5 separate regions of the Homo sapiens genome follow, and regions 2, 3, 4 and 5 are each linked to region 1. Evidence: chromatin contacts called from ENCODE Hi-C or POLR2A ChIA-PET data. All regions are on one chromosome and are shown on one strand. Each heading gives the region's core, a stretch centred on a gene start or an enhancer-like site at or near the end of the contact. The rest is flanking DNA. Distances are from core to core; before and after follow the strand shown. Region 1 holds the start of ASXL1 (ASXL transcriptional regulator 1). Region 2 has its middle 32 kb from the start of SUN5. Region 3 overlaps BCL2L1 (BCL2 like 1). Region 4 holds the start of BCL2L1 (BCL2 like 1). Region 5 holds the start of HM13-AS1 (HM13 antisense RNA 1).

Evidence for each region. Hi-C counts contacts between places; a loop is a spot of excess contacts on that map. ChIA-PET counts read pairs that join two places held with the same protein, here RNA polymerase II (POLR2A). Pooled maps may share reads with other maps.
Region 2: a loop to region 1 is called in a map of naive thymus-derived CD4-positive, alpha-beta T cell, with 17 times the contacts of the local background. The contact joins the enhancer-like site here to the promoter of ASXL1 in region 1. A Hi-C loop is called at or near these places in 1 of 168 maps with a recorded cell type or tissue (naive thymus-derived CD4-positive, alpha-beta T cell), 1 of 37 single-sample maps with no recorded cell type and 9 of 50 pooled maps. POLR2A ChIA-PET finds 5 or more read pairs at or near these places in 1 of 52 experiments (H1).
Region 3: a pooled map shows a loop between it and region 1 (5-fold over the local background). The contact joins the enhancer-like site here to the promoter of ASXL1 in region 1. A Hi-C loop is called at or near these places in 2 of 50 pooled maps. POLR2A ChIA-PET finds 5 or more read pairs at or near these places in 2 of 52 experiments (BJ and HEK293).
Region 4: a loop to region 1 is called in a map of naive thymus-derived CD4-positive, alpha-beta T cell, with 8 times the contacts of the local background. The contact joins the promoter of BCL2L1 here to the promoter of ASXL1 in region 1. A Hi-C loop is called at or near these places in 1 of 168 maps with a recorded cell type or tissue (naive thymus-derived CD4-positive, alpha-beta T cell), 1 of 37 single-sample maps with no recorded cell type and 12 of 50 pooled maps. POLR2A ChIA-PET finds 5 or more read pairs at or near these places in 2 of 52 experiments (Caco-2 and OCI-LY7).
Region 5: a loop to region 1 is called in a pooled map, with 5 times the contacts of the local background. The contact joins the promoter of HM13-AS1 here to the promoter of ASXL1 in region 1. A Hi-C loop is called at or near these places in 1 of 37 single-sample maps with no recorded cell type and 7 of 50 pooled maps. POLR2A ChIA-PET finds 5 or more read pairs at or near these places in 1 of 52 experiments (H1).

Annotation. Positions count from the first base shown.
Region 1 is chr20:32,357,071-32,359,770 of GRCh38, forward strand. ASXL1 (ASXL transcriptional regulator 1) reads left to right here and starts at 1,261. Exons shown (of 13, transcript NM_015338.6): 1 at 1,261-1,762. The coding sequence starts at 1,706. RefSeq lists silencers at 1,511-1,560, 1,801-1,960.
Region 2 is chr20:32,971,011-32,973,744 of GRCh38, forward strand. No RefSeq gene overlaps it. Among named protein-coding and RNA genes, the nearest start is that of SUN5, 32 kb to the right of the region's middle. RefSeq lists enhancers at 1-395, 1,039-1,546, 1,547-2,055, 1,581-1,710. Within about 2 kb of position 1,446, at least 10 of the 41 ENCODE cell types and tissues checked have a DNase peak (open chromatin) inside an H3K27ac peak, as active enhancers do.
Region 3 is chr20:31,690,462-31,693,161 of GRCh38, forward strand. All of the region lies in intron 2 of BCL2L1 (BCL2 like 1), which reads right to left. All of the region lies in intron 3 of BCL2L1-AS1 (BCL2L1 antisense RNA 1), which reads left to right. Among named protein-coding and RNA genes, the nearest start is that of BCL2L1-AS1, 17 kb to the left of the region's middle. Within about 2 kb of position 1,315, at least 2 of the 41 ENCODE cell types and tissues checked have a DNase peak (open chromatin) inside an H3K27ac peak, as active enhancers do.
Region 4 is chr20:31,721,535-31,724,234 of GRCh38, forward strand. It overlaps BCL2L1 (BCL2 like 1), which reads right to left and starts at 1,334. Exons shown (of 3, transcript NM_138578.3): 1 at 1,084-1,334; 2 at 121-814. The coding sequence starts at 684. RefSeq lists enhancers at 953-1,708, 1,643-1,702, 1,709-2,463, 2,233-2,432 and silencers at 1,073-1,192, 1,243-1,352, 1,252-1,546, 1,753-2,202.
Region 5 is chr20:31,571,886-31,574,585 of GRCh38, forward strand. HM13-AS1 (HM13 antisense RNA 1) reads right to left here and starts at 1,378. Exons shown (of 3, transcript NR_046853.2): 1 at 1,257-1,378; 2 at 914-1,038. LOC107985416 (a long non-coding RNA gene) reads left to right here and starts at 1,125. Exons shown (of 3, transcript XR_005647051.2): 1 at 1,125-1,553. RefSeq lists an enhancer at 735-1,276 and a silencer at 1,078-1,657.

The DNA.
Region 1 (2,700 bases), core at 11-2,510:
TTCCTCACCCAGGGAAACCGTTTAAATGTGGCCACTGATCCTGCCTTCATAGTTTTTAAGAGCTGGCATCAATCCAACTCCGGACGGACTCTAGAAATGTTTCTGGACAACGACTGAACCTATAGTTACAGAAAACCTATGTGCTGGGCGCTCTGAATTTCATTTCAGGTTCTAAAACTAAGGCTCAGAGAGGCTAAGTATATTGCCTATTGTTTCTCAGCTGGTAATAACAGCTACCATTTATTAAACATTTGCTCTATGCCAGGCGCCATATCATACGGACCTGATAATGTCAAGATCTCCCTTCACATCCTCTTCCAATCTGTCAAGAATTGTATGTTAATTTTAATTCCAATAATGCCATGAAATACAAGACAAATGCAGATCAGAAAACTGAGGCTCAGAGAGGTTGAGTGGACAGCCAGGGAGTGACTCAGCCAAGATTCCAGTCTAGGTCCGCTGGACTCCAGGGCCTGAATTCTCTCCAGGGTACTGCCTCTAAAAACGCCCTCAGGTGCATTCTGGTCAGTATGGCCCCAGAGTCCAAGTTCTTTACACGACCCGTCAACATATCACCAAGTTCCTAAGAACGCTCTAGGCTGCTGGTGCAGGCTCTGCAAATACACAGCGGCCTGAAAGCACAGGAAGAAATGAAGAACCGTCTAAGTCCATCAGCCGTGGAATAACCGTTTTACTGGTATGAGGGTCTTTTTGTCTCATTATTATGTGGCAGTGAGTCATTTAGAGGTGACCAAAAGGGAAAGTCCTGCCTCTCGTCCCCTACGAGAAGTGTAGGTAAGAACCGTTTAGGCGAGGAGAAGCACGAAGTGGGAACTGCGAGTCGAGCTCCCCATCCTCACTCCCCACCCGCACCCGCCAGGAGGTCCTGAAGCAAAAAGCACCGAAGGGGTTAAGGGTGGCCGGGGGAGCCCAGCCACCGCCCCTTCCCAGCATCGCCTCCCAGAATCCCGCAGGCCCCCAGCCAGTTCTCGCACCTCGCGAGACTCCACCCAGCCCCTTCCCCGAACAGCGACCCGTCCCCGTTCCTAGCTGAGGTCGGTGCTAGGCGGAGGACGCGAGAGGGAGAGCGGAAGGGGGCCGCCGGGCACGCCGGGAAGTGTGGTCCACGCGCTTCACGCGGCCATATTCTTCCGGAGCGGGGGAGGCCAGAGAGGCCGTTGGGACTACGACTCCCAGGCGCCCTTTCGGTTTGTTTTTGTTCAAAAAAAAAAAACCCCACACTCCCCCTCCTCACTCTTCACACACACTCACACACACCCACGGCAGACACGCACGCACCCGGGCGCCGAAGGGAAAGCCGCGTCTCGCCCTCCCGCCCCGCCGTCGGTCCTGTCTCAGTCCCTCAGCAGAGCGGGAAAGCGGAGGCCGGAGCCGTGACCTCTGACCCCGTGGTTATGCGGAGCCGCCGCATTCCTTAGCGATCGCGGGGCAGCCGCCGCTGCCGCCGTGGGCGACTGACGCAGCGCGGGCGCGTGGAGCCGCCGCCGCCCCTCCCCCACCGCCGCTCTCGCGCCAGCCGGTCCCCGCGTGCCCGCCCCTTCTCCCCGGCCGCACCCGAGACCTCGCGCGCCGCCGCTGCCACGCGCCCCCCCCACCGCCGCCGCCGCCCCAGCCCCGCGCCACCGCCCCAGCCCGCCCAGCCCGGAGGTCCCGCGTGGAGCTGCCGCCGCCGCCGGGGAGAAGGATGAAGGACAAACAGAAGAAGAAGAAGGAGCGCACGTGGGCCGAGGCCGCGCGCCTGGTGAGGCGGACAGCCGAGGGGGGCTCCGTGGGGCCCGGGGTGGGGGGGGCTCGCCGCGCACCCCCCCACTGGGGGGGGAGGGGCAAGGCCCTGCCCACCGCGGGAGGGGGCGGGGCCATCTTCCTTTAAGAACGGGACAGCCCCGCAAGGCGAGGGGTGGGGAGCGCTCCGCCGGGATGGGATGTGGCGCCTTTTTCCGCTCGCCCTCGCGCCCCCCCCGCCCCGCGCAGCTAAATTCCGGCGGAGGGGCGAGCTGGCAGGCCGGCTCCTCCCACTCTGGGCAGCGGGGTCCCGCGTCCCCTCCCCCACTATTTGGCAGCGTCTGGGGGTCTGGGGCAGCTTCGTTCATTCACCCGGGGGAGTTGGGTTTCCGGGAAGGGTCGGAAGCTCCTCCCTCGCTTCCTGGTGGGTAATGGGGTGGTGCCTTTGACTCCGGGGGTGGAAAAGCGACCCCACATTCAAGGACGCCAATGGCATGTTGAGCTTTCCCAATCTAAACCAGGTGCGTGGAGGGAAGCAAGTGCTTACTCCCAGCTTGAACCCTGAGCAGCGGTTCTCTAACTTTAGTGTCCTGTGGGCGACACCTGGGAGGCGGTTAGGAACGCTACTCCTAGGGCCCTTCGTAAGACCTGCTGAGCCTCAGGGTCTGGGATAGAGCCTGGGAATCTGCGCTTTCACCAGCTTCCCAGGTGATTCAAACGCAGTGGCTCACGGACCCCACTTTGAGAAACGCAGACTGGGCTGTTTGCCTTCAGAAGCTGGACTGGAAATTGGTATTTTGAGGAGAACTGAATCCACTTTGCAAAGAATGTATGTTGGACAAAGACAAAGTATCTCTGTTGGGAGACGTTGTTCACTGAGGATTTAGCAAGGGAGAGCGTAACTTGAGTGTTTGAAGCCGTCTCGTTCAACCGATGGGGGTTGTGAATTTTGTGTTC
Region 2 (2,734 bases), core at 196-2,695, 610 kb after region 1:
GGGTCAGGCTGCAGGCTCCAGCTACCCCTTTGAGGTGCTGTGGGAGCCCTATGAGGCCCTTCCCTCCCTGAACCTCTGTCTCCCTAGATGGGGTACCAGCAGGTGGGGGCCTCTGTGCTCAACCGTGAACCAACGTGGGCATGGGATGGGGGTGGGAGACAAGGTGGGAGGCCCAGAGCAGGAGGTGAGGGGCTGAGGGCTCAGCTGGGACAGGGAGGCAGCCACAGGGTCTTTGGAGTGCCCCCAGTGAGGCAGGAAAATAGGGTCTGAAGGCAGGGAACATAAGGCCAATTCCCACTTCAGCTAGGACAGGAAATATCCTCTCCGTGGGGTGTAGGCCAAGTAAATAACTTTGTAATTTTACTTCATCCTCTCTATTTACATAGGGTGTACCCCAAGTAACCAGTGGAATCCTCTGGAGGGTATTTAAACTCCCAAAAATTCTATAACGGGGCACTTGAGCCGCTACGCTCGGGCCTGCTCCCTCACTGTGGAGTGTACTTTGATTTTCAGTAAATCCCTTCACTCCTTCCTTGCTTTGTTTGTGTATTTTGTCCAATTCTTTGTTCAAGATTCCAAGAACCAGGACGCTCTCCACCATTAACGCCATCTCCCTGTCCTGTTCCACTTCCTGCCTCTCTTTCCCCCATCTCTGTGTCTCTAGCTGTGACTCTGTCTTCCTGTTTCTCCATCCATTCTCTTTCTGCTTCAGTCTCATTGCCTCCTGTCTTTGGCCTTGTGTTTTCTCCGTCTCCACTTCTCTGCTCTCTCAGGCACTGCTTCTCATCCTGATTCTCTCTCCTCTCAGGCATCCCAGAGTTCTAGTGTTATCGGCGCCCTGGGTCCTTGTAATCTGCCAGGATAGAAATCAAGAGCGATCACCAGACATAGCAGCAAAGAGAAAGAGCTTTATTTAGCTTGTGCACGAGGGAAGTCAGCAACATGAAAGGAAGAGGGCAGGCTGCTCCCCAGGGGAGTGTGTGGGTTAGATTTCTAGGGCCTTTCTATGGAGAGGGGTTTCAGGGTTCCTCCAGGGGAGTGTGTGGGTTAGATTTCCAGGGCCTTTCTATAGGGAAGGGTTTCCCCAGGGGAGCGTGGGGGTCAGATTTCCAGGGACTTTCTGTAGGGAAGGATTTTGCCAGGGCATGTATAGGAGGAGGGGTTTCTCTAGCACTTGCACAGTGGCTCAACACACTTTTTCAAACATTGCATGTAACATCAGCATTTTAAATCTCCGTGCTTGGGCACGATTTGCAGCATTAAAATGAGGAAGAGGGTAAGTTGAAGTTTAAGTCTAACTGCACATGCGGGGCCCCAGGGAAGTCCCTAGCCCCCTAGAGCAGGAACTCGTGGTGAATAGTTTCCTGGGTCTTTGGCTGCTGATTGGCTGGAAGTCAGGTGAGCTACAGTCTGATAAGGGGTTTTTGTACTTTTTCTCTAAACCACATCAAAACCAGGAAACCAGTCAGCCTGCCTGTCTCACGAGCCCCTATTTCCTGTTGTAGATGGTGACCAGCTTGTCCTGGTTTGCTTGGAACTGTCCTGGTTTTCAAATGTAAGGTTCCACATCCTGGGCACCCCCCAGTCCTGGGCAAACCAGAATGGCTGGCCAGACTGTTGCTGTGACTGGAGTGGGGCATACCCTGCCTGCTTTTTTCTGGGCCTTACCTGCTAAGTGGTGTCCAAGGAGAGGCCCTGGGGGTCTGGGTGTGGGATGGGCTGGTGACTCGTCCCTCTGTGCCCTTCCCACCCACTCTTGCCCTCAGTGCTGGTGCCCACCTGGCATCCCGGACACCATCCAGGGCACCCTGGCTGGATGGCCTGTCTTCATGGGCCATGGTGCAGGGCTCAGGCTAGAGATGAGTGGGGGATGGGGGCCCGAAGCCCCTGCTGTGCCTGATGTGCCTTCGGTATGTCCCGTCCCCAGGTGGCTCTGCACTTGATGTCAAGGAACACAGCCATTGCACCACAGCTTGGTCCTCTGACAGTGGCCCAGCCACGGCTCCGAGGATATGCGCCCTCCCTGGGCATTTCCAGGCCTTCCTGTTGGCTGTGTTCTTTGTCCTGATCAACGTCCCCCCGCAGATCCCTCCCTGCACGCAGGAGTTGGTGGTGAGGGACTGGCCCTGCGCTTCGGCTCCTAGATTCTCCATGCAGCAATCACAGCCCAACCACCAACTCCTCACTCATCAGGAGCTCACACTTGCTGCAACCTCAGGCTTCTAGACTTCGGCTGGGGCCATGGATCGTGGCCTCTGAGCTCCACAGGTCCTCATGCATGATGTAGGTGAGATGTGTTTTAAGTCCTCTCTTGGTGCCAATTTACTCAATATGTTCACAAGTTCTAACCACCTTGGATACGGGTTTTTCAAAGCTCAGAGCATATTAGGCCGGTGATGTAATATAACTGTTAAGGGCATGGACCCAGATGGCCTGAATCTGAATTCAAATTCTGTCCTGTATTAGACCCTTTTTTCTAAGCCTCAGTTTTCTCATCTATAAAATGGGTTCAATGATATTACCTACCCCATGAGATGTTGTGAGTATTCAATGAGATCATCACAGTGCCTGGCATGGAAAAATAGCAACTTTTTATTGAGTAGTTGTTTTATGCAAGGCAAGACTACATTTAACCCCCACACCCATGGGATTCAGAGAGGTCGGGTAATTGGTCTAAGGTCACACAGTTAGGAGGAAGCTACATCCCTAACCAGCAGGCTATCCTGCCTCTGCA
Region 3 (2,700 bases), core at 65-2,564, 670 kb before region 1:
TCAACTTCAACAAGTACCAACTTGGTGCCAATCTGATTTCATCTGTTCCCCAACCACTATCTCTCACTCCAGTAGTATTTTGAAGCAAATCCCACACACAGGTCAGTATGTATTTTTTTTTTTTTTGCAGACAGAGTCTCACTCTGTTGCCCAGGCTGGAATGCAATGGCATGATCTCAGCTCACTGCAACCTCCGTCTCCTGGGTTCAAGCAATTCTCATGTCTCAGCTTCCCAAGGAGCTGGGATTACAGGCGTGCGCCATGATGCCTGGCTGTTTTGATAAACTCTCTCCCACATGCTGGCTTTGAGAATCAATTGAAAAGTTAAAAAAGAAAAAAGGAAAAAAAGCCCCAACTTTTTCCCAAAGAGGGTACCTTTGTTCATTATGAGATATTAATACAGTAGGCCAGGCACGGTGGCTCAGGCCTGTAATCCCAGCACTTTGGGAGGCCGAGGTGGGTGGCTCACCTGAGGTCAGGCATTTGAGACCAGCCTGGCCAACATGGTGAAACCCCGTCTCTACTAAAAATATAAAAAAAATTAGCCAGGCATGGTGACATATGCCTGTAATCCCAGCTAACTTGGGAGGCTGAGGCAGGAGAATCGCTTGAACCCGGGAGGCAGAGGTTGCAGTGAGCCGAGATCATGCCATTGCACTCCAGCCTGGGCAACAGGGCGAGACTCTGTCTCAAAAAAAAAAAAAAAAAAAAAAAAAAAAAAAAAAAAGAAATATTAATACAGTATATACAATAAGCTCTAGGTATAACTTAAGTCATAAATAATTCAAATTTACAGCCTTTAACACCCTATGGAGGCCAGGCATGGAGGCTCACTTGAGGTCAGGAGTTGGAGACCAGCCTGGCCAACATGTTGAAACTCCGTCTCTACTAAAAATACAAAAATTAGCTGGGTGTGGTAGTGCATGCCTGTAATTCCAGCTTCTTGAAAGGCTGAGGCAGGAGAATCATTTGAACCTGGGAGGCGGAGGTTGCAATGAGCCAAGACCGTGCCACTGTACTCCAGCCTGGGCGACAGAGCGAGACTCTATCTCAAAATAAAAAATAAAATAAAATAAAATAAAATAAAATAAAATAAAATAAAATAAACAGGCTGGGTGTGGTGGCGCCCGGCGAACAAATTAATCCCAGCTACTCAAGAGGCTGAGGCAGAAGAACTGAAAGACTATATTTGTAACATGCATAGACAAAGTATTAGTATTCAAAATACATTTTAAAAGCCTACAAACCCATAAGAAAAAGTCAAATCAAAAGGAAATGGAGCAAGGACTTGAACATTTTACAAAGAGGAAACATGAATGGCCAACAGATGTAAGAAAAGATTCACAGCCCCACTTGTAATCTGAGAAATGCAAATTAAAACCGCAAGATACCATCTCACACCCACCAGCTCCATAAAAATTTAAGTCTGACCATATCAAGTATTAACAAAGAGGTAAAGTAATGGAAAACCCATATGCTGTTGGTGGCTGTGTAAATTCACACAAACACAGGAAAACAATCTGCCATTACCTTCTGATCAAGCAATTCCACTTCTGTGTAAACCCTACAACAATGATTCTCAGTGAGGTCCCAGGACCAAGAGTGGCAGCATCAGCTGAGAAGTTGTTAGAAGTGCAAATTCTGAGGGCCCCAACCCTGACATACACAATCAAACACTTTGGGGGTGGAGCCCAGCAATCTGAGGTTTAACAAACCTTCCAGGTGATTCTGATGGGCAGCTAAAGTTTGGGAACCACTGCCTGGGAGAAACTCTTGAACATGTGCATGTGCAGGAGACACAAACAGTTTTCATAACAGCATTGTCTGAAACAGCAAAAACAAGGGGACAACCCAAATAACCACTGACAGCAGAATGGATACACAGCTTGAGACATGATCATATAAATGGATACGAAAATGAACAAATTATGCTATGCAAGTAACATGGATGGATCTCAACCTTGAATGAAAAAAGGAAACTGCAGATGATAAACACAGCATAATACCTAAATGAAGTTTAAAAGAATGCACAGGCTGGGCGCAGTGGCTCACGCCTGTAATCCCAGCACTTTGGGAGGCTGAGGCAGGCAGATCACGAGGTCAGGAGTTTGAGACCAGCCTGGCCAATGTGGTGAAACCCCATCTCTACTAATAATACAAAACTTAGGGCTGGGCGCCGTGGCTCACAGCTGTAATCTCAGCACTTTGGGAGGCCGAGGCTGGTGGATCACGAGGTCAGGAGTTCAAGACCAGCCTGGCCAAGATGGTGAAACCCCATCTCTACTAAAACTACAAAAATTAGCCAGGCGCAGTGGCAGGTGCCTGTAATCCCATCTACTAGGGAGTCTGAGGCAAGAGAATCACTTTAACCCGGGTGGCAGAGGTTGCAGTAAGCCAAGATCGCACCACACTGCACTACAGCCTGGGCGACAGAGTGAGACTCGGTCTTAAAAAAAAAAAATTAGTCAGGTGTGGTGGCGTGCGCCTGTAGTCCAGCTACTCGGGAGACTGAGGCAGAAGAACCGCTTGAACCCAGGAGGCGGAGGTTGCAGTGAGCTGAGGTCGCACCATAGCACTCCAGCCTGGGCGAGAAAGTGGGACCGTCTCAAAAAAAAAAAACAAAAACAAAAACAAAAAAAAGCATGTAGAAGAATATCCTATATTGTTTAGGAATATATACCTATATATATATAGTAAAAC
Region 4 (2,700 bases), core at 84-2,583, 640 kb before region 1:
TCAACTATCAACGTCTCCAACAATCACCCAACACAACAGAAAGAGATACAGAAGAAGGGCTGTTGGGGATCTCTGACCAGAGGCCAAAGAAAAGGGACACACAAGGGGCTTGGTTCTTACCCAGCCGCCGTTCTCCTGGATCCAAGGCTCTAGGTGGTCATTCAGGTAAGTGGCCATCCAAGCTGCGATCCGACTCACCAATACCTGCATCTCCTTGTCTACGCTTTCCACGCACAGTGCCCCGCCGAAGGAGAAAAAGGCCACAATGCGACCCCAGTTTACCCCATCCCGGAAGAGTTCATTCACTACCTGTTCAAAGCTCTGATATGCTGTCCCTGGGGTGATGTGGAGCTGGGATGTCAGGTCACTGAATGCCCGCCGGTACCGCAGTTCAAACTCGTCGCCTGCCTCCCTCAGCGCTTGCTTTACTGCTGCCATGGGGATCACCTCCCGGGCATCCAAACTGCTGCTGTGGCCAGTGGCTCCATTCACCGCGGGGCTGTCTGCCAGGTGCCAGGATGGGTTGCCATTGATGGCACTGGGGGTCTCCATCTCCGATTCAGTCCCTTCTGGGGCCTCAGTCCTGTTCTCTTCCACATCACTAAACTGACTCCAGCTGTATCCTTTCTGGGAAAGCTTGTAGGAGAGAAAGTCAACCACCAGCTCCCGGTTGCTCTGAGACATTTTTATAATAGGGATGGGCTCAACCAGTCCATTGTCCAAAACACCTGCTCACTCACTGAGTCTCGTCTCTGGTTAGTGATTCTCTTCTAAGATCCAAAGCCAAGATAAGATTCTGAAGGGAGAGAAAGAGCTTCAGGAAAAAAAAATAATTAATATGCATGCCATTTACCCTAAAAATTCCATTCCCCCTCCAGGTACCAGAACTGGTTTCTTTGTGGGTCTTACGAAGGTCTGGGTCTAGGTTCCAAGATACTTCACTTAAGTCAAATCGAAAGCACCAGTGGACTCTGAATCTCCCACCAGCCTTTTCTACCCCCGTCTTCTCCGAAATGCCTTCCTCGGAAAGTCACTCCCTGGGCAGTCCCCCCCGCCCCACTCCCGCTCCCCCGCACCACCTACATTCAAATCCGCCTTAGGCAAAGGCAGGCAGGTGCAGCCCCCGGAAGATCTTTTGTATCACAGGTCGGGAGAGGAGGTGGCTGCGGGGATGCCGGTAACTCAGCCGGCCTCGCGGTGGCTGGCAAAAAAACCAGCTCCGGCCGGAGGGATCATGCGACCCGGCAGGCTGGGAGCCCAGAAGGCGACACAGGAATTGCGAAGCTCAGGAACCAGCCCCCTCGCTTGCTTCCTCCTCCATCGCCCGGATCGAGGGCGGCCGCTCCGCAGCCGCGGCCTCCTGCCACCCGGGAGCCCAGCCCCCTCTCTCTTGCACGCCCCTTGGCTCTCCGCCTCCTACTGGGAGCCAGGAGTACTCTCCCGGAGGTGGCTGGTATGGATTTAGTTGGTTTTTGTTTTTCTTTTTTCTATTTAAGCACCAGCCCAGGGTGAGGTGGAGGCGTCCGAAACCCTAAAGGGACTTCTCAATGGGGTTCAAGGTTTCAGTGAGGGACGCAGGGAGGGGGAAACTGCCTCAGATCTGCAATCTGACTTTGGGAAGGCCACCCCCAGGCCTGTCTGTGATGTTGAAGGCCGGAGACCCCCAACAAATGCCGCTGGTTTGCTCTGAATTCCCCAAAGGCCCAGAACGTGGCAGTTGGGGATTGCCGGGTCCTCCATTCCCCGCCCGGACACAATGGCCGCCGGCGCCCTGCACAAAGACTGGGTGAGGGTGAGGCGCTGGGCCTCTCCTCAGGTCAGGAAGAGGGGTCGAGGCCTGCTCGACGGCCCCACAGCTGAGACCACGTTTTCCTGGGGACAGGCCCAAAGTGGCTTTCTGGCGCCCCCGGGAGGGCTCCGGGGCCGGGGGCTGCACCTCTCCGGAGCCCAGGGTGGGCCGGCTGCGGCCTAGCGGCTTCTCGAGCTCACTAGGCCGGGTACCCGCCGAGCCACCGCCCCGTTGCTAGGCAACCGCCCTCCCCCGGGGGCGCCCCCTAGACCTTCCTGAGAGGAGGGGCCTCGCCCCCGGCGGTCCGCCCCAGCGCAGCCAATCAGCGAGCCCAGCCGGCACGGAAGCGGGACGGCGAAGGCTCCTATTGGGCGCAACGGCTGTCACGCACAGGGGAGGCGGCGCTCTCACCTGCGAGCCCCGCGAGCCGTGGGGGGCCACATCCCCCTTCATCGGCCCGGTAGCTTCCAGACGCAAGAGCTCTTCGCGGCCGAGTTCCGCGCCGCGGACCCGGGCCGGCCTACCTGGCTGCCGGCCTACCTGGCTGACTGCTCGCGCCGTCTCTCCCGAACAAGCCGGCCTCAGTTTCCCCTGAAGAGACAGGGGAACTTGCAAGCTCAGTCACTTCCGGTGCCGCGGCAACGCGCGCGAGCCCGAGACGCAAAGGGAGTGCGCGCCTTGAGTGACTGGCATCAGGACCGGGGAGAGATCGCCCCCTCGCGGTAGATCTGGGGAATCGGGAGGCGCAAAAAATCAACATTTATAATCACATTTCCATTTATTCATTCAGTCAGTCAGTCAGTCACTCATCAGTCAATCAGCCTATTTCATCCGTCCGTCAGTTTATATATAGAAGAAGCATCGCCTTGTGGTTAAGCACTTTGTCTGGATTCTAACTCTGCTAGTTAGGC
Region 5 (2,700 bases), core at 128-2,627, 790 kb before region 1:
CAGAGCTTGCAGTAAGCCGAGAGAGGCAGGCGGATCACAAAGTCAGGAGTTCGAGACCAGCCTGGCCAATATGGTGAAACCCCGACTCTACTAAAAATACAAAAATTAGCCTGGCATGGTGGCAGGCGACTGTAGTCCCAGCTACTCAGGAGGCTGAGGTGGGAGAATCACTTGAACCCAAGAGGCGGAGGTTGCAGTGAGCCAAGATTGCACCACCGCACTCCAGCCTGGGGGACAGAGTGAGACTCCGTCTCAAAAAAAAAAAAATTATTCAGTGAAAGTGGATCATCATAAATAAAGATCTTCATCCTGGTCTCTGTGTTGAGGAAGAGGAGGGGGTTGGTCTTGGTGTCTCAGGGGTGGCAGAGGTAGAAAAAAAGTCCACGTTTAAGTGCACCTGCACAATTGAAACCCGTGTTCAAGTTTCAAATGTATCTTAAGATTTACTTAATCGTTGTAACAACACTTTGAGGTACCTACATCATTCTTACGATGGGGAAACTGAGGCAGAGACCGTAAGGGCGGGCCCAGGGGGCATGTGAACCCAGAGTGTCTGGCTTCCAAGACTCGTATTCACCGTGGTGCCGTTTGACATGATCAGGATAATGGATCCCTGGTTCCTTTTGGGGGCAGCATTGGAGAAGGGGGTTTGGCACCGTCAGTCTGACAGCAGGGCTGGCTCCTGCAGTGTGAATGAAGCGGTCTTGTGCTCGACTGTGAAGGGGGGTTAGGACCTGCTTCCCAGGGCGGGTCCAGCTTTCTGAGGGAAAGCCTTCAGAGCCTCCATCAGGCCGGCACCAGGTACCAGTTAAGCACTGGGCAGGGAACAGAAGTGGTCAAACGCCGCTTGCCGCGACTTGAAACTGCTGAATAAATGGATAATGTCAAGCGCTATGGCTTAGGGCAGTAGTACCTCCGGTTCCTACGATCGTGTCTGGGGTCCCTGAGGAGCAAGGCAAGAGTCGGCCATTCAGGAGGTCAGAGTTCAGCTGTTCTTGCACAAGCAGGGAAGCTGAGTCACCCCAAACACGGGCAAGACTAGCGGTGGTATCAAATGGCTATCAGGGGCGGGGCCTCAGGGGCCTGCCCCTGCCTCCCCGCCCTGCGTTTGGATTCCCTCCAGCATTCCGGGCCAGGGCGCGGGAGGCGGAGGCCGAGGAGAGGACGGGAGGAGGCTGCATCCTGCCCTGGTGCGTCAGGAAGGGCCGAGCGAGCGGGAAGGAAAGCACCACCCCCCACCCCCGCCGCGGCCACACCTGGGTTCTCCAGGCGGGCAGGGGGGCCCCCGGGCCGGCGCCTGGCTCCAGCAAGTCTGGGCCGCCTCCCCGCGCCGCCCCGCGGGGGCCGCCAGATGGGCTGCCCGCCCGCCAGCTCAGCGACGCAGGCAGGAAACGCCGGCCGGGCTGCCAGGAACGCGCGCAGGGGAGGGGGCGGGCCCGGCCGGGCCACGCCCGCCGGAGGGGAAGGAGGGGCCAAGCACCGCCCGGCGGGGACTGGTGAGCTCCAAGAGCCTGCGATCCCGGTCCCTGCCTTTACTAGATGGGTTTCCTTGGGTAGGTCGTTTTACTTCTCTGTGCCTCACTTTCCCTACCTGTAAAGCGGGGCTGCCTGTCTCCGCTCTTTTTCCCTTTTCTCTTTTATTTGTGCAGCAGGGTTTCACTCTGTCGCCCAGGCTGAAGTGCAGTGGCGCGATCACGGCCCACTGCAACCTCGACCTCCTGGGCTCAAGCGATCCTCCCACCTCAGGTGGGAATATAGGTGTGTCCCACCACGCCTGGCTTTTTTTTTTTTCCCCTAGTTGAAACGGCGGTTCTCACTCTTGCTCAGGCTGGTCTCGAACTCAGGCTCAAGCAATCTTCCCACCTCGGCCTCCCAAAGTGCTGGGATTAGAGGCGTGAGCCACCGCGCCGTGCCTCAGCTATTTTCGTGTGACCGTGTGATCTCAGGACACTTTCTTTCCCTTCTCTTCCTTGGTTTTCTTACCTGAAAAATGGGGTGAACAATTGAACCTCCCTCAACCATGGGCTAAGCCTTTGTTTTCCTCTCCACCGTAGCCCCAACACTTGGCCCATTGCCTGAAACATGAAGGCACTCAGTATTTGTTGTAAGAGTGACTATAAAGGTTTGGGACAATCCTGAGGGCCTGGCTACAGCAGGCACTTCATAAATGGACACAAATTATCAAATTACCTAGAGTCTAATGTTTACCAACCTGCGGCTTCAGGCAAGTGACTTCCCATCTCTGAGCTTCACTTTCCTCGTCTACATAATGGCTGTGAGGATTAAGTAAAATAAATAAATACATGGAAATCACACATAGTGTGTTCTCAATAGATATTTATGGAAGAGTCTCCAAAATATTAAAAAAAGGGAGATACTATTTTGAGTAAATTTGAGGGCAAGGAATATACAAAGGAGTTAGGTGGCTTGGAAGAAGATTTTTGCTATATATGTAAACTAAGCTGTGTGTGGGTGGGTATTTTGCTTGTTGGTTTTTGAGACAGGCTCTCACTGTAGTCCAGGCTGGAGTGCAGTGTGGCAGTCATAGCTCACTGTAACCTTGAACTCCTGCACTCAAGCCATCCTCCCACTTCAGCCTCCTGAGTAGTTAGGACTACAGGTGCGTGCTACCACACCCTGCTCACTTTGCATTTTTTTTTTATTTTATTTATTTATTTTTTTGAGACATAGTCTCGCTGT